Regions from separate parts of the Homo sapiens genome. Here region 2 is linked to region 1. The links are chromatin loops, found by intact Hi-C in ENCODE. Cell type or tissue: breast epithelium. All regions are shown on one strand. Each heading gives the region's core, and the rest is flanking DNA. Links, peaks and the distances in the headings are about the cores only. Region 1 overlaps PEMT (phosphatidylethanolamine N-methyltransferase). Region 2 has its middle 13 kb from the start of DRG2.

Region 1 (12,026 bases), core at 1,265-9,264:
ACCACCCTCTGTCTGCCGCAGCCCCTGTGCCCCACCCATGCACTGGCGCCTGAATCTCTCAGGAGCGTGGGCAGGAGGGGTCCTGGGAGGCTGGTGCAGGAAAGACTGACCACGCAGGTGGCAGGGAGCTCACAGCCTCCACGCAGGAGGCTCGGGAGCAGGAGGGCCCACCCCAGGAGTGCAGGGACAGGGGAGGACAAGGAACAAAGGCTGGGGGCATGGAAGGACAGAGACATCTTCTGGAAAAGACAGAATCTGAGTTGAACCTGGAAGCAACGCCCCAAGGGAAGGGGCCAAAATGGGCAGCAGCCAGCCCTGGCCGTGGGTGGGGATGGGGCAGGGGCGCAGGATGGAGGGTGGGGCCTGGAGGGCTCATGGAGGAAGGAAGAAGAGCCTCAGAGGGGCCTTCCAATCCCAGCTCCAACCCTCCCTCCCCCGACAGAAGACCCCCAACATGGGGCAATGGCCGGGACGAGGAGGGGGCTGCCCCAGGTGGACTCTGCGCTCTATCCCAGTGCCTCCTCTGCGCCTGCTTTGCCCAGAGCACACAGGTGAAAGCACCAACTTCGGGCTGAGCACAGCACACGTGAGGGAGGGTGGCCAGCCAGCATGAGTTCTGGCATTATGTCCCAGGGGGTCAGGGGAACTGAGCCCCAGGAAGACTCCCTAGGCAGGTGGCAGCAGCCACTGTGCAAGGAGAGGAGCCAGTGAGTCAGGAGCACCAGCTGGCCTCCACCAGCCAGACCCCCAGAACCCGCGTCTACTTGAGGACACTGTCAGAAGGAGCCCAACTTCCAGGCAGCTGCAGGATGAGAGGCCCCAGGCAGGCTCCGCCCCTCCCCATGCTGCCCCTCTCCAACAGGGTCCCCGCAGCACAGCCCACTTCTCCAGGCAGGCTCAGGGTTCAGAGGGTCGTGCAGCATGCAGCCTCCTTCTCACCCTCTCCTGCAGTGACCCCCTCGCTCCCCCACCTTGGACAGCACCTGGCACAGTGCCCACTCATCACTGGCGAGTGAATGGGCTCCCGAGTGCTCCCCTGTGAGCACCTCAAGGCATACAACAGGTACTCAGTAAATGTTCGCTGATTATAAATCTGCAGTGGGCAGGGAGTGTCTCCACTGCCTGGTATTTGTCTATTCTCTTCTTGCTTTCTGTGGGCACTGACAGCAGTGACTGCCAGTTTCAGTGCCAGCCCCGTGCTGAGTCCAGCCACCCTGGCCGCTGAGTGCTCGGCTGAGACGGGGACAGAGCCACCACTGGGATTCTGGGGTCACAGATGCATCTGCATGTTTATTCCAACAGACAGGATTGTTGCTGACGTTAGCAGAATTGTGCTCCGCCTGCTGCTATATAGAGCACCCATATGAGGTAGGCGCCAGGCCCAAGACTGGGCATTACAGAAGCACCCCATCCTCCCAGAGCCCTGCAAGGAAGATGTCTCCCTCACGCACGGACAGGTGCGGTGGTGCCTCAAAGTTTCCCGAGTCAGCTGAACCACCTGATCCCGAGCCCCAGCTCTTTCAGCTCCTCCAGCTCTACACATTCCTAAAACCCAGGCTGCCCACCAAACAGGAAGCAGGGAGCATCGTGGACCGTGGCCCGCAGCACCTGTCCCCACTTAGCTCCCAGGAGAGAAGGCTGGCAGGCAGCCCCAAGACCACCGGCCGCAGCAGCAGCGGGGCATGGGCAGGCTCGGACATGGCGGGCCTCATCCCAAGGCGCCAGTTCCCTGGGCCCAGCTCCAGCGAGCCAGAGCCCACACACTGAACTTGAAACATCTGCCCAGACCTGGGACTGCTGCAGGGCCTAAAGCAGCGGTGAGCACAGGTTTGTTGAGGCTTCTGGGGATAAATATTTTGATATCTGTGCTCCAGGAAAGGATTCTGAGCTTCAGAGATGAAGCAACCTGCCCAAGAAGGCTCCTCAGCGACCGGGGCCTGCCCAGGGTGTCTGCAGCCAGCACAGCTGTGGCCTGGGCTGCCAAGGCAGAAACGTTTCCTCATGAGCCCCTTGCCCAGAGAGAAACGGCTGCTACCCCTGGCCCCAAGGCTAAAACGACAGGCCACAGACATGTGAGCCCAACACCCAGGGCTCATCTGCCTGGTACTGGCCCCTGAATATCAGTGCCTGAGCCAGAAGGGCACAGCCCACCTTCCTCTTTTTTCTTTTTTCTTTTTCTTTTTTTGAGATGCAGTCTTGCTCTGTTGCTCAGGCTGGAGTGCAGCAGCATGATCTCTGCTCACTGAAACCTCCACCTACCAGGTTCAAGCAATTCTCCTGCCTCAGCCTCCCAAGTAGCTGGGATTACAGGTGCTCACCACCACACCCAGCTAATTTTTGTATTTTTAGTAGAGACGGGATTTCACCATGTTGGCCAGGCTGGTCTCAAACTCCTGACCTCAGGTGATCTACCCGCCTCAGCCTCCCAAAGAGCTGGGATTACAGGCGTGAGCCACTACGCCTGGCCCACCTTGTTCTTCTTTAAGGCAAACACCGTGCCAAGCAACCTGGTTTGCCTGATTGAGCTCCCGCTCAGTTAATCCAGAAACAGGGGCCTACGTGGCCTCTGGGGACTGGCTTGGGATAGAGGGTGCTTGCTCAGGTCACCCCAGATGAGCCTTCTCCATATCCTCAGCTCACCACGGGCTCCTGGGATTACCTCCCGCCACCTCCAACTACCCTCCTGGCTAACGCTTTCCTCTCAGGCCATGGGGAGAGCAGGCTGAACCATGCCAAGGACACAAACAGATTGAGGGCAGGGCCTTCGTGTTTTGGTGGGATTGTCTTTCATGGAGGAAAAACAGGGGAATGGGTTATGCCCTCCAGTAATGACAGTGACCACAATCCTGGTGTTTCTAGAATCTTTCAGTTTCAGGGCTTTTCCACATGCACAAGTCCATGAGATCCTCGCCTGGGCTCTGTGAAGTAGCCAGGATTATACATGTGATCCCATCTCACAGATGAGCAAACCCAGGTTGAGGGCAGCCTGCAGGGACTGGGCCGCCCCCTCCTTTGCACCGTTCGGCCACCGTTGCAGGAGCAGGGCCCAAGGCTGCAGGGAGTACCCCAGGGGATGGGCAGTGAAGCTGCCGTTCCTGCACACTGCCGGGTCTAGAGGACTCTGAGGCTGGAAGGGGCATGGGGACATCATTCTTCTCCTCTCCAGCTGCCTTCCCCCAGAGCATGGCCTCCTCGCATCAGTTACTTAAATCAGTTACTTAAACCCAGTGTGGTTCCCAGACCAGCAGCACCACCGGGGAAGCATGTCAGAATGCAGACTCTCAGGCCCTGGCCCGGGCCACTCGGCCACATTCTGCATCTGCTTCCGATCCCCAGGACTGTGGAGAAGCCACGTCGTGTCCTACAGAGTCCTGAGGGCCTCGCATGTGCATGTGACCACTGACCGTCCACTGCCAGGGCGTTCTTCCCAAGTGCGACCATGGGGACTCTGCTGAGCACTCCACACTGTCCTTTCCTTCGTCTGCCTTCCTCAGGCATACGGCAGTGAATCCTGCAGAAGTCTCAACAGGCTCAGTACCAGGACCCAGCCCTTCACCACATTCAGTGGCCCTTCCAAGCATGTGGCCCCAGACCAGGAGCTCCTGCGGCACTGGGAAGGTGGCTGCCCTTTGAAGGGGCCACGGAAGGCAGCGCACGCCACCTGGATCCCGGGCCCTCTGCCTGAAGCACAGCTGCAGTGACTTTCATGAAGGCATGAAATGCTCTCACGACAAAGGGCAAAATCCAGCTTGTGCTTTTTTTTTTTAAGATGGAGTTTTGCTCTTGTTACCCCAGGTGGAGGGCAGGGGCACGATCTCGGCTCACTGCAAACTTCGCCTCCCAGGTTCAAGTGATTCTCCTGCCTCAGCCTCCTGAGTAGCTGGGATTATAGGCATGCACCACCACATCCAGCTAATTTTTGTATTTTCAGCAGGGACAGGGTTTCACCATGTTGGCCAGGCTGGTCTTGAACTGCTGACCTCAGGTGACCTGCTTGCCTCAGCCTCCCAGAGTGTTGGGATTACGGGCGTGAGCCACGGCGCCCAGCCAGCTCATGCCTTTTTTGACCCAAAATAGAACCTCTGAGCTTGACCATGCATACAATTTGCTAGATGACTGTCAGTGACTTGCCTCCATGTGGGAGGAGAGAACTCCAAGGCTGAGGTCCCATTTCGAGGCATCTGAGAACACAGCCTTGCTAGACGTCTTAATGCCTCCTATAGGACTGGCAGCTTAGAGGGCAGACGTGGTCGGTGAGGGGGGCACTGGACGGGGGTCAGGAAAGTTGAGCACCTAGTGCATGCAGAACACATCCTGTGGATTATTACAGAATCCTCCTGACAATCCACGAGGAAAGAACTTTATTTTATATAAGGAAACAAGAACATGGAGGCACCCAGACAGTGAGTAACTGGCCCAAAGCCACACAGCTGGGAAGCAGGAAGCCCAGCTTGTGTTTCTTTTTCTTTTCTTTTTTTTTTTTTTAGACGGAGTTTTGCTCTTGTCGCCCAGGCTGGAGTGCAATGGTGTGATCTCGGCTCACTGCAACCTCCACCTCCCGGGTTCAAGCGATTCTCCTGCCTCAGCCTCCCGAGTAGCTGGGATTACAGGTGCCCACCACCACGCCCAGCTAATTTTCGTATTTGTAGTAGAGACAGGGTTTCACCATGTTGGCCAGGCTGGTCTTGAACTCCTGACCTCAGGCATCCCAAAGTGCAGGGATTACAGGCAGGAGCCACCGCATCCGGCCTCCAGCTTGTGTTTCTAACCATGAAGTCCCCCCACTGCCCCGATTCACTGCACAGACCACAGCCTTGGTGTCCTCAAGTGTGACGGGCAGGGGCTGGCACAGGTGCTCATGAACATCTGAACCAGCTCTGGCTTCCTTTAGTCCTCCGAACAGAAAAGACGTTTCAAAATGGAGGCAGAACAGGGCGGCTTTCTCCACTTCCCAACCAGCAGACACGGGTCCAAGAGAATCTTCCCTGCTGAACCAGGACCATCATCCATGTGTGAAATTGGGGGCAGAAAGGCGGGCATTTTAGCCACCAAACTCCAGTTTGGAGACTGACCCCAGCTGCAGCATTCTTACCAAGGGACCTGGACATGTTATTTTGGAAGGAAGGAGAAAGGAGGCGAACAGGCCAGCCGTTCTCTCCAGAGGGAGTCCAAGGTGGGCCCGGGCCCGGGTTAACTTGGACAAGGCACTTCCTGTTCCAAAGGGCCACTCAGCTTCCCGTGCAGGCGGCCACCAAGGAGCTGTCTGGCCTCACATCCCTCAGGGTCCTTGCCGGGCCACACCCTATTTAAAACCTGACCTCTCAGGGCAGTCTAGGAATCATGGCGTGTTGAGCGGGGCAGCCGGGACCTCAGTTGTCCTGTTCTAGAGCATTCTGATGGACCTCACCCGCCCATGCAGGTCACCTGTATAAGGACAAAGGACAAACACACCTTGAAGCCCCTCACCGTCCTGGCGTCCCAGCCCACCTCTCACCCAGGTCTGTCCAGGGTGTGCCCGGAGGTCACATGCCCCATGGTCTCCAGCACGTTGCATGCTCCTCACAGTGTTCCTGCCACCTGGAGGAGCCCATTGCCTGCCTACATTACAGGTGCTGTCAGGCCATGCTGAAGATCCTCCTCTTGTGGCCGCCGTCCCCACAAGTCCCAGCCCCAGGGCCATTCCTATGGGCCCACTGGAGAAGCCACAGCCCATGCCACCAGGCTGGGCTCCTTGTCCTGCATGCTGAGTCTTGGCTTCAACTCCTACACCAGAGACGGCCTCCTCTGCTCTTTCTGCGGGGCCGGGTCCAGCCCATGACTCATTCATTCATGCCATTCCAGAACAAACCCTACTTTTGCCTGCTTCCAAACTTTTGCTCAAAATGTTCTCTTTTGTGATAATGAAGTTGTGCTGAGGTAGGAAATGTCCTCCGTTTTAGAGATGCTATGATGGAGTGCAGAGGGACAGGTCACAGCGTTCGTGACGTCAGCTACCAAGGCAGGATGTACTGGAATCTAAGGGCTGATGTTTGGAGGTTCGTCCTCTCTACTTTTCTGTATGCTTAAAATTTGTCAATTTAAAAAAGTACCGCTCTGCCTGAAAAACCAATTCCTTTCCTTGCCTGTCTCTTCCTGCTAAAATCTCTTTCCTTCTGGAAGGAGGCCACGACTGACCTTCCATCTTCTGTCCCTGGGCCACCTTGCCTGGGCTCACTCCCAGCACAGCATCTGCTGAGCCCTGAAGCCTCTTCTGTACCCATCTTATGTCCTCAAGCAGCCTATAAACTTGCCAGGTGGGGCCGAGCCTCCCCACACCTCCCTGGGGCGATGCACAGACGCTCTGGCTGGATCCAGTGGCCTGGGCTAGAAGGCGGTGTCACCTGAGGCCAATGAAGCCATCACTAACAGGAGAAGAAAGGAGATGATGGCACCTGTGGAGAAGGGCATGTGTGGGCCACGGCATGTCCTGATGCCTGCTGGACACCACTGCCCCTGGGTTTGGCCGGGCTTTGCTCTCCCGTGTCTTGGTGGCTAGCCAGGCAGCCCTGAACCCACCAGGCAGAATCAAATGGCCTGAGCCCCTCCCAGGAGCAGCAGGGCTTTCTCCACCACATTTTCAGAAGCAGGCTTGGTTCAAACTGGTGCCAGGCTGGTGGGGGGTGCAGTGGGCATGATCAGGTTTAAGTGACTCTCATTGTTTCTGACATTTGCTAATAAGGCTGATAAGGCCCCGGGAAGAAAATTACAAGATAACGGGATGGCATCAGCTGGGCTAGGAAGAGTGGCCTGGCCACCTGCCACCCATCCAGCCCCCAGGCCTCTGCTCACAGGCGCCTGCCTTCGTCCGACCCTGGGGAGCCTCCCTGTCCACCCTGGGGCTGGCCTAGCCTATGGCCAAAGAGAGGCTGGGACAAGGTGGGGCATTAGTAGCCCAACAGGGCTTGCAATTTGGAAGCAGGCCAGGAAATCCCAAATAGCTCTCGACCATTGCTGAGTTTAGATGACAACCAAGGCTGCCTCATTATCTTCACAGCTGCAGTCAAAGCAAAGTTGGTTCATTTGCTACGTGCTGACCCTCTCCATTTAAAGGACAGAAAAGAAAGAGGTGGCCGTGGCTGGACCTCTGCATGCACTGGTGACTGCAGGATGAAGCTGCCCATCGTCAGAAGAGCTCCAGGGGGCCTGCGCCCCCGAAGAGCTGGGCTGCCCACTGGTCTCCAGCTCCAGGCGTGCTCTCGAGCCACATGCTCCGCCTGGGGGGCACCCAATGTTCCCTATTAGCAGCTCCGCTGTTACTGCAGGATAATTAATTCAATCAGAAATAATTGAACAGGCAAGGAGCTCCGAGGTGCTATTTCTCACCTGCTGAGGCAGAGAGAAATATTTGCAAACCAGCCCCAACTGCAAGCAAATGCCAGCCATAGTCCTCCCAAAGTGCAGAGCTCCCGACCCCTCTCCACACACAGATCTGTTCTTCAGGTAGCTATGGAGGGCTGCCAAGTGCCAGGCCCTGGGGCACTAGGGCAAGCAGGCGAGGCGTTCAGGGCCTCTGCCCAAGGGGGCCTCCTGTCTGTGCCGCATGGACTCTGTGTGATGATGCCAGAGATGCGCTCGCCAAAGAACAGGGTGCTGGGAGAAAGAATAACCTGGAGCGAGGGCAGTCAGGGAGGTGACCTTCACACTGTGGCGTGCAGGATGAAAAGCAGACACCACACAGAACACAGAAAGAAGGGCCTTCCAGGCAGAGAAGCATTGTGTGCAAAAGTCCCAAGTTCAGCCTGGCTTATCTCCTGCATGGCTCCCCCAGCCCTGCCTGTGTGTCTGGAAAGCCTCCCTCCTCTTCCTCCTCCTCCTCCTCCTCATCCTCCTCGTCCTCCTCCTCCTGTCTGGGGCACAGCCACAGGGCCCTACCCTGTGCATCTCCTTCCTCATGCTCAAGGACAGAACTCCCAGGACCTCCAAGCGCCCGTGAACTGAAAGCAGGTTTATCTCGGACTTGGTATTTAAGTGTAAGGTGTCTGCATGACAGGAGCCAGAACACGCTAGTGAGGGGCATGGAAAATCTAAATCACAACTGAATTCTGTGGGAAATGTGAAGATGGAGAAGCCAGAAGGAAGGAGCTAAAGAGCAAGAAGAAAATTGGAAAACACAGAGAACGTCATCAAATCAGAGCCAGTGCGCAGGCCACCCCAAAGAAATCTGATGGCAGCCACTCTGCTGCACGCACAGCAGCGGGATGTTCTATCCGAACCTCCCCCCACCTCCCGGGATACCCATTAGGTTCCAGCCTCCCTCGAGGGGAAGGAATGACTTCCTTTGGTCCTCAAGAACACTTTGAGGTAGCTATTGTCATGGCGGCAGTCCACAGATGGGAGCTCCAAAGCTGGCCAAGCTGCACACAGCCCTGCTGGCGTCCAGCCTGGCTCTAGGTGAGGCCAAAGCTTGAATGCCCTGGGCTGGGTAGGCTGGGCCAAGCCGTGCTGCCCCTGAGGGCTGACCATCCAGTGGGGAGGGACAGCGTGTATACAACATGCCATTCTAGAATGGTCCCTGGGCTCCTAGGGGTCTTCTGGAGACCAGGGGTCTGGGGGAGGAAGAGGGATTCCAAAGCTCTAGGCTGCACTGGAGATCATGTCACCTGGGCCCTTGAGGGACCCAGAAGCTCCTCGAGGCATCAGAACATCAAGTCTGTGGCTAAATTCATACCAGAGTCTGTGACGGCTTCACGGTGAGCACAGGTCTTTTTTTTTTGAGACGCAGTTTCGCTCTTGTTGCCCAGGCTGGAGTGCAATGGCACGATCTCGGCTCACCGCAACCTCTGCCTCCCAGGTTCAAGCAATTCTCCTGCCTCAGCCTCCTGAGTAGCTGGGATTACAGGCATGCACCACCACGCCTGGCTAAGTTTGCATTTTTAGTAGAGATGGGGTTTCTCCATGTTGAGGCTGGTCTTGAACTCCTGACCTCAGGTGATCCGCCCGCCTCGGCCTCCCAAAGTGCTGGGATTACAGGCGTGAGCCGCCGAGTCCGGCCGAGTACAGGTCTTGAAGGACAGGAGGTAGAGCCTGTCTGGGCAGTGTGTGGAGGGTGGCAAGTGTCCACACTAGGTGGTGTGTGTCCAGAAGGCACAGTGACCAGGCCACATCTCCTCAGCAGGACCCTGACCAGGCTGTGAGACCAACCCTCTGCAGTGACAAGCAGCCATGGAATTCTTTTTTTTTTTGAGACAAGGTAACCCAGATTGGAGTACAGTGGCACAATCACAGCTCACTGCAGCCTTGACCTCCCTGGGCTCAGATGATCCTCCCACCTCAGACTCCCAAATAGCTGGGACTACAGGCATGTGCCACCATGCCCTTTTTAACAAAATTTTTATTTATTTATTTGTTTATTTTTGAGACGGAGTCTCACTCTGTCGCCCAGGCTGGAGTGCAGTGGCACAATCTTGGCTCACTGCAACCTCCGCCTCCCGGGTTCACGTGATTCTTCTGCCTCAGCCTCCTGAGTAGCTGGGACTACAGGCACATGCCACCACACCTGGCTAATTTTTGTATTTTTAGTAGAGATGGGGTTTCACCATATTGGCCAGACTGGTCTCAAACTCCTGACCTCGTGATCCACCCGCCTCAGCCTCCCAAAGTGCTGGGATCACAGGTGTGACTTTTATATTTTTTTGTAGAGATGGGGTCTTGCTATGTTGCCCAGGCTGCTTCCAAACTCCTGTGCCCAAGCAATCCACCTGCCTCACTCAACCTCACAAAATGCTGGGATTACAGTCATGGGCCACTGTGCCCAGCCAACCGTGGCATTTTTTACCTTTTATTTTAGAACACTTTTAGATTTTCAGGAAAGTTGCAAAAACAGCACAGGGCAGGCCTGTGTGTCTCCACTCAGCTCCCTGAGGCTAATACCTCACAAAGCCACAGGCCACTTATGATAACCATAGCTGTGACAATCTGTCCATCCTCTTGGGCAAAAGCAGTGCTTTTCAGGCGGGTCTGGGGCTGCCACAGCTTTTCAGCCCAGCAGACGGGAGGCACGTCCTCGTCTGGGCCACTCTGTACCTGCACACACATTCAGTCCCTGCAAGTCCGCAGCTTCCAGAGGCCATGCCAACAGGGGGTGGGCAGCGTGGGCGCAGGGAGGGAGCACACGCTGCTCAACAGCAGGGAGGAGCATGAAAGGCAGGGTGCTGACGGAAATGGATCCTTCTTCACAGGGTGGTGAGACTGTCCCTGAAAACAGTTCCTCCCTGATAGCGGGGGGGATCAGCAGGGCTGGGCACAGAGACTCTCTCTCCTCGCCAGTACAGCCTGGATTGAAAATACCATGTTCTGTGCTCACTGTGCTCCCCACCACCCCCCTCTGGAACGTGTCCCGTGACCCTCTGAGGACACAGACGTTCGTGGTTCTCTGTCACCCAAAGGGAGGGACAGGACAGAACAGCACAATCTCTGCCTGTTCCAGGGCCTGCTGCCGCTCGGTTTCTCTGGGGACGATCTTCACAGCTTTTCTGTGCCACCGATTAGGTCGAATTTGAAACAAGAGTCCATTTGAGCTTTGCAGATGCACAGCTGGGACGGAATTTGGGGTCCCCTGTGGCACTTGGGTGTCAAGGGGTGTGTGCACAAGCCACACCTGAACGGTCTGCTTCAGGACCCCCCTTCCCCCCACTCCCCGCAGCTATCGAGGGTATGCCACAGCACCTCCTACCACCACACAGTTCAAAACCAAACAAGAACAGAAGTGTCGGGCTCAGGCTGCATTCGGATCCCATCATTTATTGTCATGCATTTGTGTGATTGTTGTAGACTTCAACAGTTTTTAGTTGACAATTACTTGTATTCATTCATTTTCCAGCCCGCTTATTCTAGTTCAAGGTCGCAGGTGGCTAGAGCCTCTCCCAGGGCACAAAGCCTGGACAGGACGCCGTTCCATCACAGGACACACTCGCACCCACACCTGGTCAGACTGGGACCACTTAGATGTCCAGTTCACTGAATGTGCACATCTCGGAGATGTGAAAGAAAGCAGAGTACAGAGAAAGCCCACGGAGTCGTGAGAGCACACAAACTCCACACAGGCAGTGGGTGCAGAAGGGAATCAACTTTTTATCATCAACGTTGTAACTAAAGGACGTTATTCCAGACCCTGCTGCAGATCTTGCATGTACCTGCCCACGTGTGCAGATTGGTGGTATCAGGTGGTTTAATTTAGCACTGTGCATAGTAGGAAAAGTTGGAAATAAACCAAATGACCATCAGTGGGAGAACGGGTGCAAAGGTCAGCACCTGGGAAATGCTAATAAACGTTAATTACTGTTGTTATTATGGGACCGTAATCCTCGACTGTTGATGAAGGAAATGATGTTGAACGCCATGCAGAAGGCTGCAGAGAACATCTCAGGAAGGGACCCAAGACACCGGAAAGGGGTTCAGGGGAAAGGGATTCAAGGGGCACATTGTCACTATCTGCCTTTTTGTGCTGTTGGAATTTTCATCACGCATCAGTGTTAACTGCTTAAAATTTTAAAATTTTGAACATAATAACTGCAGACTAAACCTGTCCCAGAGGCAAGGGGCAGAGGGCCACACACGGTGGTGAGCTGGAGCTGACAGGCGCCTCTGAGGCCCAGCAGGGTGGAGAAGCTGGCGCGGGCTTGCAGGCCTCCACAGCAGCCCAGCCCAGTCCCTGATGAGAAGACAAGCTGGCGTGGGAGTGGTCGGGCCTGTCTGGGGCTGAGATGCTTTCACTCTACGTAGGATTCCAACTGGCCTGTCACAGGATGCCCCGAACAGCAGATAAGCAGCAGCAAAACAGGAGGGGCACGGGACAGGCACCAGGCACCATAAGCAGCAATGTGACACTGGAAGGAGGGGCCAGAAACACTGAACAAGGAGAGTCCTGAAAAAGTGTAGCACCCTCGGCCACCAGCGCAGGGCATGAGGGCCGTGTGTCCCAGCTCTGGTGAGCTGCTGGTCAGCGACCCCTCGTCACCATGACACGGTTGGATGGAGGAGGGCAGGGA
Region 2 (12,026 bases), core at 1,346-9,345, 530 kb after region 1:
TAAGGGAATTTACATCAGTGGCAGGGCAAAGCTCCCCTGTTGTGTGTATTTTCTGATCTCATATTGTCTAAGCAATAATAAGCTTTTTTCTCCCATGAGATGTGGTGTCAATAAAAGAATAGACTGTTCACAGTGCTGGACTCAGGATTTAAGACACCATTTATTTTTATCTTTTGAGGCAAGCTCTCTATCACCAGGCTGGAGTGCAGTGGTGCTATCACAGCTCACTGCAGACTCCCAGGCTCAGGTGATCCTCTTGCATCAGCCTCCCAAGTAGCTGGCACCACAGGCATGCGACCACGCCCACCTAATTTTTTTTATTTCTGTAAAGATGGGGTCTCCCTATGTTGCCCAGGCTGGTCTTAACCTCCTGGGCTCAAGCTGTCCACCCACCTCAGCTTCCCAAAGTGCTGGGATTACAGGTGTGAGCCACCACACCCAGCCAAGACACCATTTATTGGCTGTTTTGTTGAATGGAAAAGTCATGGGAGGCCTGGGTTCCACCTATCAACCTTGGGTCCCAATCTGCCCTCAAGGTACATCAGCTAACCTCCCTGAGCCCAACTTCCCTCACCCAGAAAGTGGAAAACCTCTGTCTGGACTAAAGAATTGTTGAGGATTCTAGAAGATGCTCCTGAAAGCACATTGTAAATTGAATAAGAATAATTGTAAATTGAATAACATGTAAAAAGTTATTCTTGCTTAATAATAATATAAAAATATCTACTGGGCCAGGGTGCGGTGGCTCATGCCAGTAATCCCAGCACTTTGGGAGGCTGAGGTGGGAGGATCACTTGAGGTCAGGAGTTCGAGACCAGCCTAGCCAACATGGTGAAACCCCATTTCTACTAAAAATACAAAAACTAGCCGGGCATGGTGGCGGGTGCCTGTAGTCCCAGCTACCAGGAAGCTGAGGCAGGAGAATCACTTGAACCAGGGAGGCAGAGGTTGCAGTGAGCCAAGGTCGTGCCACTGCACTCCAGCCTGAGTGGCAGAATGAGATTCCATCTCAAAAAAATATAAATAAATAAAAAGTATCTACTGAGCCTTGCCACATGCACCATTGTAGGTATTGAGGGTGATGCAGGAATAAAACATGTCTACAACAGCTATAGCAACTCTCTTTCATATCTCGATTCTTAGATCCCCAATTTATAACCTTTAGTTAGCTTTGTTTTTAGGCCATCTATAGGAACTGTAGAAATAGTAGAAATTGTGTAGATTTTAAGTGTGAAACCAATTGCAAAACAGGACAAAAGGAAAACTATAAGAATGCTGTCGGCTGGGCGCGGTGGCTCACGCCTGTAATTCCAGCACTTTGGGAGGCCAAGGTGGGCGGATCACAAGGTCAGGAGATCAAGACTCATCCTGGCTAACACGGTGAAACCCCGTCTCTACTAAAAATACAAAAAGTTAGCTGGGCGTGGTGGCAGGCCCCTGTAGTCCCAGCTACTCAGGAGACCGAGGCAGGAGAATGGCGTGAACCCGGGAGGCGGAGCTTGCAGTGAGCCGAGATAGCGCCACTGCACTCCAGCCTGGGCGATAGTGCAAAGACTCCATCTCAAAAAAAACAACAACAAAAAAAGTGCTATCTCCACTCATCTGAACTGCACCTGGGAAGGGAAGCATTAAAATTGCTCAGTAATGAAATAGGCAGTAGGCTTTGATATATTTAAAAATAAAAATTAAAAAAAAAAGCCTCAAAGTTGGATTGCAGTTGAACAGCTTTTCCCTCCAGATTTTTCTTCCAAAACATCGAAAGATTGAAACTCCCTATTTGTACATAGCAGGGAAAACATGTAAGGCTTTTCATTTGTAGAGAAACATATGCTGGATTCAAGTTTATTTTTGCCATTTTTTTCCTTCTGATTTTTCAGTTCGCTTCATTTTTCAATGCATTAGTCATGGTTTCTCTCCATAATCGCTCCACAGCCCCTCCATCTTCATGCCTTCTCACTGGCTTGACCTGGAGCAGTGTTTCTGAAACCTGGCTGCACTTCAGAAGCACATGGGAGCTGATTTAATGTCAGGCAGCATGCAGACCAGTCCTCACAACCTGTCGATGTTTTTAAAGCTCCCCGGGTGACTCCAACGCACAGGAAGCTTTGAGCGTAACTAAGTGAGCCTCCCGCCCTGAAATGAGAGAAAGGCTTTCAGGCTTGTGGTGTTGGTGGACTAAGTGTGGCTTCTGGCCATTCACACAGTCACCACACTGCAAGGGAGCTGGGAACTGGAGCCTGTGAGAAGCCCCTGTGAACAATGTTCTCTGTCTTAAAACAGCTTACACGGACTTCTCCTTTTTACCTCTAAAAGATTCATTCCCCTTTCCCCAACCATATACCCCAGATTGCAACCCCTTGCTATTCTCAAATAAACTTTTTGTTTTGGAGTGTCAGTCTCTCTCTCGCTTATTTTAGCTTGATGTGAGTAGCTTGCAGAGTTGTGCTGCATAAGGAAAGAAAATAAATAGGAAGTAGCTGTCAGGGGAGTGGGCTAGAAATGGGTTGTTGGTTTGGTTATTTCTGCAGGGGGAGGGGTTTTCTGCAAATTATATGTAATGAGGCTTTGTTTATTGTGGTAAAATGTGTATTACATAAAATTTACCACTTTAACCACTCATAAGTGTACAGTTCAGTAGTATTAAGTACATTCACATTGTGTTCCTATCACCACTGTTTCCAGAAGTTTTCCATCATCCTAAAGAAATTCTGGACTCAGTAAACGCTATCTAAATCCCCATTCCTCCCCCTAGTCCTGATAACCACCATTCTATTTTCTGTCCCCATGAATTTGTCTAGATCCCTCATAGAAATGAAATCATAATAGTATTTATCTTTGTGTGACTGGTTTTTTTCACTTGTAGAATGTGTCAGAATTTCTTTCTATGCTATGGCTGATACTCCATTGTATGTATATAACACATTTTATCCATCTGTTGATGAACATTTGGGCTGTTTCTACCTTTTGACTATTATGCATTGTGCTGTTATGAACACTGGTTTGTGTGGTCAGTATCTGTTTGAGTACCTGCTTTCAAGTATTTTGAGTTTGTAACTAAGGAGTGGAATTGCTAGATCATATAATTCTATGCTTAACTTCTTGAGGAACACCAAACTGTTTCTCATAGTGGCTGCACCATTTTACATTCTCTCCAGCAGTACACAATGATTCCATTTTCTCCATATCCTCTCCAACACCTGTTTTCCTTTTTAAATTTTTTTTTTTTTTCTTGAGACAGAGTCTCACTCTGTCGCCAGGCTGGAGTGCAGTGGCACAATCTCGGCTCACTGCAACCTCCACCTCCCGGGTTCAAGTGATTCTCCTGCCTCAGCCTCCCAAGTAGCTGGGACTACAAGGCACGTGCCACCACGCCCAGCTAATTTTTGTATTTTTAGTAGAGATGGGGTTTCACCATGTTGGTCAGGTTGGTCTGAATCTCTTGACCTCGTGGTCTGCCCACCTCGGCCTCCCAAAGTGCTGGGATTACAGGCGTGAGCCACTGTGCCCAGCCTTAAAATTTTTATAATGGCCATCCTAATGGGTGTGAAGTGATACGTCACTGTGATTTTTGTTGTTGTTTTTCTGAGATGGTATCATTCTGTCACCTAGACTGGAGTGCAGTGGCTTTTCTTTTTTCTTTTTTTTTGAGACAGAGTTTTCCTCTTGTTGCCCAGGCTGGAGTGCAATGGCACGATCTTGGCTCACTGCAACCTCCGCCTCCCAGGTTCAAGCGATTCTCCTGCCTCAGCCTCCTGAGTAGCTGGGATTAGAGGCACCTGCCACCATGCCTGGCTAATTTTTGTATTTTTAGTAGAGATGGGGTTTCATGATGTTGGCCAGGCTGGTCTTGAACTTCTGACCACAGGTGATCTGCCCACCTCGGCCTCCCAAAGTGCTAGGATTACAGGCATGATCCACTGCGCCTGGCCGTGCAGTGGCATTTCTGCACTCCATAATCATGACTCACTGTGGCCTTGACCTCCTGGGCTCAAGCAATTCTCCTTCCTCAGCCTCCCAAGTAGCTGCGACTACAGATGCACGCCACCACACCCAGCTAATTTTTTTTCAAAATATTTGTAGAGACTGGCTCTCACTATGTTGATTTGCATTTACCTAATGATTAGTGATGCTGAGAAATCATCTCAAGTGTTTATTCAACATTTGTATATCTTCTTTGGAGAAATGTCTATTCAAGTCCTTTGCTTTTTTTTTTTTTTTTTTTTTTTTTTTTTTTTTGTAGAGACAGGGTCTCACTACGTTGCCCAGGATCTCTGCTTTCTTTTTTTTTTTTTTTTGAGACAGAGTCTTCCTGTGTCGCCCAGGCTGGAGTACAGTGGTGTGAGCTTAACTCACTGCAACCTGCACCTCCTGGGTTCAAGCGATTGTCCTGCCTCAGCCTCCTGAGTAGCTGGGATTACAGGTGCCCACCACAACGCCAAGCTAATTTTTGTATTTTTAGTAGAGATGGGGTTTCACCATGTTGGCCAGGCTGGTCTTGAACTCCTGATCTCGCAATTCGCCCACCTCAGCCTCCCAAAGTGCTGGGATTACAGGTGTGAGCCACTGCACCCGGCCCCCTGCTCATTTTTAAATCAGGTGCATTGTTTCATTGTTGCTGAATTGTAGGTGTTCTCTATATTTTCTAGATATTAATTCCTTATCAGATACATGCTTTGCAAATATTTTCTCCTATTATTCTGTGGGGTCTCTTTACCATCTCTTTTTTTTTTTTTTTTTTGAGACAGAGTCTCACTCTGTCGCCCGGGCTGGAGTGCAGTGGCACGATCTTGGCTCACTGCAACTTCTGCCTCTCAAGTTCAAGTGATTCTCTTGCTTCACCCTCCCGAGTAGCTGGGATTACAGATGCCTGCCACTACGCCCAGCTACTTTTTGTATTTTTAGTAGAGATGGGGTTTCACCATGTTGGCCAGGCTGGTCTCGAACTCCTGATCTCGCAATTTGCCCACCTCAGCCTCCCAAAGTGCTGGGATTACAGGCACGAGCCACCGTGCCCGGCGGCCTCTTCATGCTCTTGATAGTGCCTTAATGATGCACAAAAGTTTTTTTTTTTTTTTTTTTTTTTTTTGAGACGGAGTCTCGCTCGGTCGCCCAGGCTGGAGTGCAGTGCTATCTCAGCTCACTGCAAGCTCTGCCTCCTGGGTTCACACCATTCTCCTGCTTCAGCCTCCCAGTAGCTGGGACTACAGGCGCCCTCCACCACTCCTGGGTAATTTTTTTTTTTTTTGTATTTTTAGTAGAGACGGGGTTTCACCGTGTTAGCCAGGACGGTCTCGATCTCCTGACCTCGTGATCCGCCCACCTCAGCCTCCCAAAGTGTTAGGATTACAGGCGTGAGCCACCGCGCCTGGCAAAAGTTTTTCTTTTTGATATAATCCCATTTATCTATTTTTTTTTTCATTTTGTTGCCTGTACTTTTGGTGTCATATCCAAGGAACCATTGCCAAATTTTAATGAATTTCTAGGTAACCATTTATTATAAATTATAGTACAGCTATATAATGAAACACCTCTCAGCATTTCTTATAAAAAGAAATGTACTATAGCGATACAACACAGATGAATCTGGAAACATTATGCTGAGCAGAGGAATCTAGACACAGAAGACGATATGCTGTGTGATTCCGTTCAGATGAAGTTGTAGAAAAGATGAGTCTAACTGGTAGTGATAGAAAGCAGATGGGTGGCAGCCTGGGGCTGAGTTGGGGTGAGGACTGAGTGCGGGGGGGTGGTGGTTTCTGGAGTGATAGAGATGTTCTGTGTGTCAAATGTGGGGGTGGCTGCATCGCCCTATGCATTTGTCAGAACTCATTGAATTATGCACTGGAGAATGGTGTGTTTTATTGCAAGTAAATTATGCTTAAAAAAAAGTTGAATCAAAAATATTTTTAAAAACCATCCATTAATTCAGAAACAGTAGGGATGCATTGTACAAAACTAGAAAATTCAGACCAGCAAGAGAAGGAGTTTTGCTTACTTTTCCGAAGGGAGGTGTGACAGCATATTTGTATGCTGTTGAAAATGACACAGCAGAATGCAAAGTTCAAGCTGTAGGACAGGGATGGCTCAGGTAGAAGCACTGAGAGTTTGTTTCTGGGAACAAGCAGCCATGCCAATGCTGGCAAGTTGGAAGTTTGTGGAAGTTCTTGTCTCATTTCTTCAATGGTTCTTAGTGAGCTTGAGAGCAAGGTAGACAACCCTCCTGAGGATGAGGATAGGGGGAGAGGTATTGGGCCTTTGAGGAGAAAGAAGGCACGAGATGGTTGTCCAGGAGAGGAAGAGTGGATGGATGCGGAAGTCAAGCATGCCCCAAGCAAGCATGGGGATGTTCCCAACCCAGGTGCAGGTGCAGAGTAGGAAGAGGCCTGTGGTTTTGCAAGTACAGGTGAGTGAAGAGTCAGGGAGTTGTTGTGTGTGCAAGGGAGTGAAGTAAGTGAAGACCATGGAATTCAAGCTGGATACGGAGGGAGAGAGGACTTCAAGGGGATGAAGGTGGTAGCACCAATGGATTGGAGATCTTGGTGGGCTCAAAGGATGGATGGAATCAGAATTCTAGAAAATTGGGGCTGAACTTGGTGGCTCACACATCTATAATACTAGCACTTTGAGAGGCCAAGGTGGGAGGATCACTTGAGCCCAGAAGTTGGAGACCAGCCTGGGCAACATGGCAAAAACCCATCTCTACAAAAAATACAAAAATTAGCGAGGCATGGTGGTGCATGCCTGTAGTCACAGCTACCAGGGAGGCTGAGGCGGGAGGACCTCTTGAGCCCAGGAGGTGGAGGTTGCAGTGAGCTGAGATCACACCACTGCACTCCAGCCTGGGTGACAGAGTGAGACCCTGTCTCAACAACAACAACAAAATAATAAATAAAAATAGAAAGTTGGAAAGGGAGAAGCTTTCACATTCAAATTTGGTCAGACCTCTCTTTACCTTAAAAGTGTTCCTATTGCCCACAAGATCAAATCCAGACCCCTCAGGAGAACCTCAGGTGTGACCAGTCCTCTGTGACCTGTCCAGCATCCATCTGGCTTGCTGGAGATGCTGCCAGACCTGCAGAGCCCCCAGGCAGAGCCCACAGGAAATCCCCCCAGCCCTGCTCATTCCCACTTTTTGACCTTGGCCTGACTTACTCTCTAAGGGAACCATCTTCCCCAGAACATTTTTCCTGATGTTTCTGCCTGCACCATCCACTCTGTATTAGGGTCCACCATGCATGCTCCTGGACCCCATGCTGCTCATCTCTTTAGTGGGGAGGAATCTTACTCCATTAACTTTATTTTCCTTATCTCAAATCAGATTAACAGCCTGCATCGTGCCAAGGTTGCAGAAAATGACACCTGAGTGTTTCTTATTGGGACTCTCCCTTCACCTGGTCACAAAAGGGCCTCGTGTCAGTGTCTCAGGCTGTAGGTGCTGAAGCTCTGGAGAGATCCTTCTCATCTTTAGTCTCTCCAGTTACCATGCAAGGGCCCCTTGCCCAGACCCCTTTCCTTTCCCATCTAAATGGCAACTTCTACCACTCTTGGGGGCCAAGAATATTTGCCATTTCCCAAGACTAGGAACTCCTGGCCGGGCGCGGTGGCTCATGCCTGTAATCCCAACACTTTGGGAGGCCAAGGTGGGCGGATCACGAGGTCAGGAGATCGAGACCATCGTGGCTAACACAGTGAAACTCCGTCTCTACTAAAAATACAAAAAATTAGCCAGGTGTGGTGGTGGGCACCTGTAGTCCCAGCTACTCGGCAGGCTGAGGGAGGAGAATGAAGTGAACCTAGGAGGCAGAGCTTGCAGTGAGCTGAGATCACTGCACTCCAGCCTGGGGGACAGAGCAAGACTCTGTCTCAAAAAACCAAAACAAACAAACAAACAAAAAGACTAGGAACTCTGGGGCCTGGTCACCCTGGGTGTACCACAGAGCCATTCCCTGCTGCCACCTGAGGCCAATCATCCCTCCAATGCACCTAGAGAGGGCCCCCGTGCAATTGTCTCTGCCTAACCGTGTTCCATAAGGGCTGGGGCCTGAAGCTTCCTGTAAGAATGAAGACAGCATTTAGGAGGTCTACTGGCTTTGTTTTCTGGATTTCAGCCCAGAAGTTTTCTCTAAAACCCTCAGATGTTAACTCATCACAGAAGACACGACTAGGTTCAAAAGGACAAACAGCCCTACACACTACCCCAACTCCAGACGTCTGAGGTTACTGCAGCTTCAATAAAGTGTGCATCAATTAGAATTAAAATGCTCCTTTTTCCATCCTGGGTCACATGGCAAAACCCGGTCTCGGCCATGTGCAGTAGCTCGTGCCTATAATCCTAGCACTTTAGGACCAGGTGCCGTGGCTCAAGCCTATAATCCCAGCACTTTGAGAGGCCAAGGCGGGTGGATCTCTTGAGGTCAGGAATTCAAGACCAGCCTGGCCAACATGATAAAACTCCATCTCTACCAGAAATACACAATAGCCGGGCATGGTGGCGCACGCCTGTAATCCCAGCTACTCAGGAGGCTGAGGCAGGAGAATCGCTTGAACCCAGGAGGCGGAGGTTGCAGTGACCTGAGATTGCGCCACTGCACTCCAGCCTGGGCGACAGAGCAAGACTCTCTAAAAAAAGAAAAAAGAAAAAAAATATACAAATCCTAGCACTTTGGGAGGCCGAGGCAGGAGGATAACTTGAGCCCAGGAGTTTGAGACCAGCATGGGCAATGTAGTGAGACCCTGTCTCTATTTAAAACAAATAAACAACTGGGTGCTGTGGCTCACGCCTGTAATCCTAGCACTTTGGGAGACTGAGGCAGGTGGATCACAAGGTCAGGAGATCAAGACCATCCTGGCTAACACGGTGAAACCCCATCTCTACTAAAAATAAAAAAAATAAAAAACAATTATTTGGGCGTGGTGGCACGTGCCTGTAGTCCCAGCTACTTGGGAGGGTGAGGCAGGAGAATCGCTTGAACCCAGGAGGCAGAGGTTGCAGTGAGCCGAGATCGCGCCACTGCACTCCAGCCTGGGTGACAGAGTGAGACTCCATCTCAAAAAACAAACAAAACAAACAAACAAAACCCAGTCTCTACTAAAAATACAAAAATTAGCCAAGTGTGGTGGTGCATACCTGTATTCCCAGCTACTCAGGTGGCTGAGGTAGGAGTATTACTTGAGCCCAGGAGGTCGAGGCTGCAGATCGTGCCACTGCACTCCAGTCTGGGTGACAGAGCGAGACCCTGTCTCCAAAAAGCTCTTTTTCCTGGGTCAGAGTCAACCTTCAGAGAACACCCCATGCTGGGTAAAAATAAATATCTTCTTTCTTCTTTTTCTTTTCTTTTTTTTTTTTAAGACGGAGTTTTGCTCCTTGTTGCCCAGGCTGAAGTGCAATGGCGCAATCTCGGCTCACTGCAACCGCCACCTCCTGGGTTCAAGCAATTTTCTTGTCTCAGCTTCCCAAGTAGCTGGGGTCACAGGCGTGCACCACCATGCCCGGCTAATTTTGTATTTTTAGTAGAGATGGGGTTTCACCATGTTGGTCAGGCTGGTCTCCAACTCCTGACCTCAAGTGATCCACCCGCCTGGGCCTCCCAAAGTGCTGGGATTACAGTATCAGCCACTGTGTCCAGCAAAAATGAATGTTTTCATCACAGGTGCAACATGCTCCCCCACAGCCTGTCCCAACATGGTAGCCTGTACCTTTGGTGAATGTCCAGGCTTGGGGAAAAGGGGTGTCAATGGCACAGTGGCTCACACCTATAATTCCAGCACTTTGGGAGGCTGAGGCAGGTAGACTGCTTGAGGTCAGGAGTTCGAGAGCAGCCTGGCCAACATGGTGAAACCCCTCTCTACTAAAAATACAAAAATTAGCCAGGCATGGTGGCGCATGCCTGTAATCCTAGCTACTTGGAGGCTGAGGCAGGAGAATTGCTTGAACCCGGGAGGTGGAGGTTGCAGTGAGCGGAGATCGCAACACTGCACTCCAGACTGGGCAACAGAGCGAAACTCTGTCTCCAAAAAAAAAAGAGCCTGGCACAGTGGCTTGGGCTTGTGCTTGCAGTCCCAGCTACTCTGGAGGCTGAATTAGGAGGATCCCTTGAGCCCAGGAGTTTGAGGCTAGCCTGGCCAACATAGCAAGACCCAAGCTCCAAATAAGTAATAATAATAATAATGTGATGATTCTCACATACTCATTCTATCTTTTGCTGACTTCCTGTCTTTTTGTTCACTTATCTAGCTCTCCAGCCAAGCTCTGAGCTTCCTGAGGGCAGGGCTGCTGTCCCATTCATTTCTCTATCCAGAGGACACACGAGTTGTGCTCACCTGACACCAGCTGAGCAGCCAAACAGTTCCATTAGCCAATTCGATTTGAGCAGATTGGTGCACACTACTGTGCACCAGTATTGGGTCCCAGCTACTCGGGAGGCTGAGGTGGAAGGATCCCTTGAGCTGGAGAGGTGGATGTTGCAGTGAGCCAAGATCGCACCACTGCACTCCAGCTTGGGGGACTATGTGAGATGCTGTCTCAAAAGAAAGAAAAAAAAGAAAAGAAAAGAAAAAAAGGAAAAGAAACAAACAAAAGTCAAGAGACAAGCTTTGGTGAAACCTTGGGGAGGGAGGCAGTGAACTTGTTTGAAGACTACCTCTCCAAGTTCTATCTCTGGATGAAGAGTTTTAAGGGAAATTAGGGGAGTACAAATGATGATCAAGGCATTCTTATGAAACGCGCAGTCTCAGGCTGGCAGTTAAGTGTTAATTCCTTGGTCAATGTCTTGTGGCCATCTGCAGGCACCATCAAGCTGTTCTTATCAGGCTGGTCAGCCTGTTCCTAGAGTTGTTGGTCAGCGTATTTTCTTTTATGTCTATCGAAGGTCCTGTTTTCCTGAGGCTGTTTTTAATGAAAAATCTACAAACTCAAACAAAGCATAATTATATCAGGCAAACAAACTTTTCTCTAACATGGAGTCAGTACTGTTAAATAAATGAACAAATTTGAACAAGGAATACTGTCCCGGTTAGATAACTGTGATTATAAGTGAAGTCCAGATTTGCCCCTAGTTACTTTGCCAGAATTTCTTCTGAAATGCTTTACTTATTTATTTACTTTTGTTGTGGTAAAATAGATATAAATATACATGAAATTTACCATTTTAACCTTTTTTTTTTTTTGAGACGAAATTTTGCCCAGGCTGGAGTGCAATGGCGCAATCTCAGCTCACCATAACCTCTGCTTCCCGGGTTCAAGGGATTCTCCTGCCTCAGCCTCCTGAGTAGCTGGGATTACAGGCATGTGCCACCGTGTCCAGCTAATTTTGTATTTTTAGTAGAGATGGGGTTTCTCCATGTTGGTCAGGCTGGTCTCAAACTCCCGACCTCAGGTGATCCGCCCACCTCAGCCTCCCAAAGTGCTGGGATTATAGGCATGAGCCACTGTGCCCGGGCCATTATACCCACTTTTAAGGATATAGTTCAGTGGTATTAAGTACATTCGCATTGTTGCACAACAATCACCACCCTTTGTCTCCAGAACTTTTTCATCTTCCCAAACTGAAACTCTGCACCCATTAAACACTCACTCCCCAGGTATATTTTCCTTAGAGAAATTTCAATTCAAGCCCTTTGCCCATTTTTTAATTGGGTTGTTTTCAGATATGTGATTTGCAAATATTTTCTCCCACTCTGTGGGTTGCCTTTTCACTGTGTTGATAGTGTCTTTTTTTTTTTTTTTTTTTTTTTTTTTGAGACAGTCTCGTTCTGTTGCCCAGGCTGGAGTGCAGTGATGCAATCTTGGCTCACTGCAACCTCCACCTCTCGGGTTCAAGTGATTCTCCTGCCTCAGCCTCCCAAGTAGCTGAGACTACAGGCATGCACCACCACGCCCAGCTCTTTTTTTTTTGTATTTTTAGTAGAGACGGGGTTTCACCATGTTGGCCAGGCTGGTCTCAAACTCCTGACCTCAGGTGATCCGTCCACCTCAGCCTCCCAAAGTGCTGGGATTACAGGCATGAGCCACCGTGCCAGGCTGATAG

The links. Peaks named below come from ENCODE experiments on the same cell type or tissue, not always from the same donor. Only the 100,000 strongest peaks of a DNase experiment are listed, where the experiment ranks them.
Region 2: it touches region 1 in a loop (6-fold over the local background); 1 of 110 quality-filtered maps calls a loop at or near these places.

Annotation. Positions count from the first base shown.
Region 1 is chr17:17,539,814-17,551,839 of GRCh38, forward strand. All of the region lies in intron 2 of PEMT (phosphatidylethanolamine N-methyltransferase), which reads right to left. Among named protein-coding and RNA genes, the nearest start is that of PEMT, 46 kb to the right of the region's middle. RefSeq lists enhancers at 1-1,060, 5,552-6,051. In breast epithelium, for the core only: no CTCF peak of the experiment used is centred there; DNase peaks (open chromatin) are centred at 5,742 and 6,277; H3K27ac peaks cover 1,414 bases.
Region 2 is chr17:18,069,014-18,081,039 of GRCh38, forward strand. No RefSeq gene overlaps it. Among named protein-coding and RNA genes, the nearest start is that of DRG2, 13 kb to the right of the region's middle. In breast epithelium, for the core only: no CTCF peak of the experiment used is centred there; no DNase peak of the experiment used is centred there; H3K4me3 peaks cover 649 bases.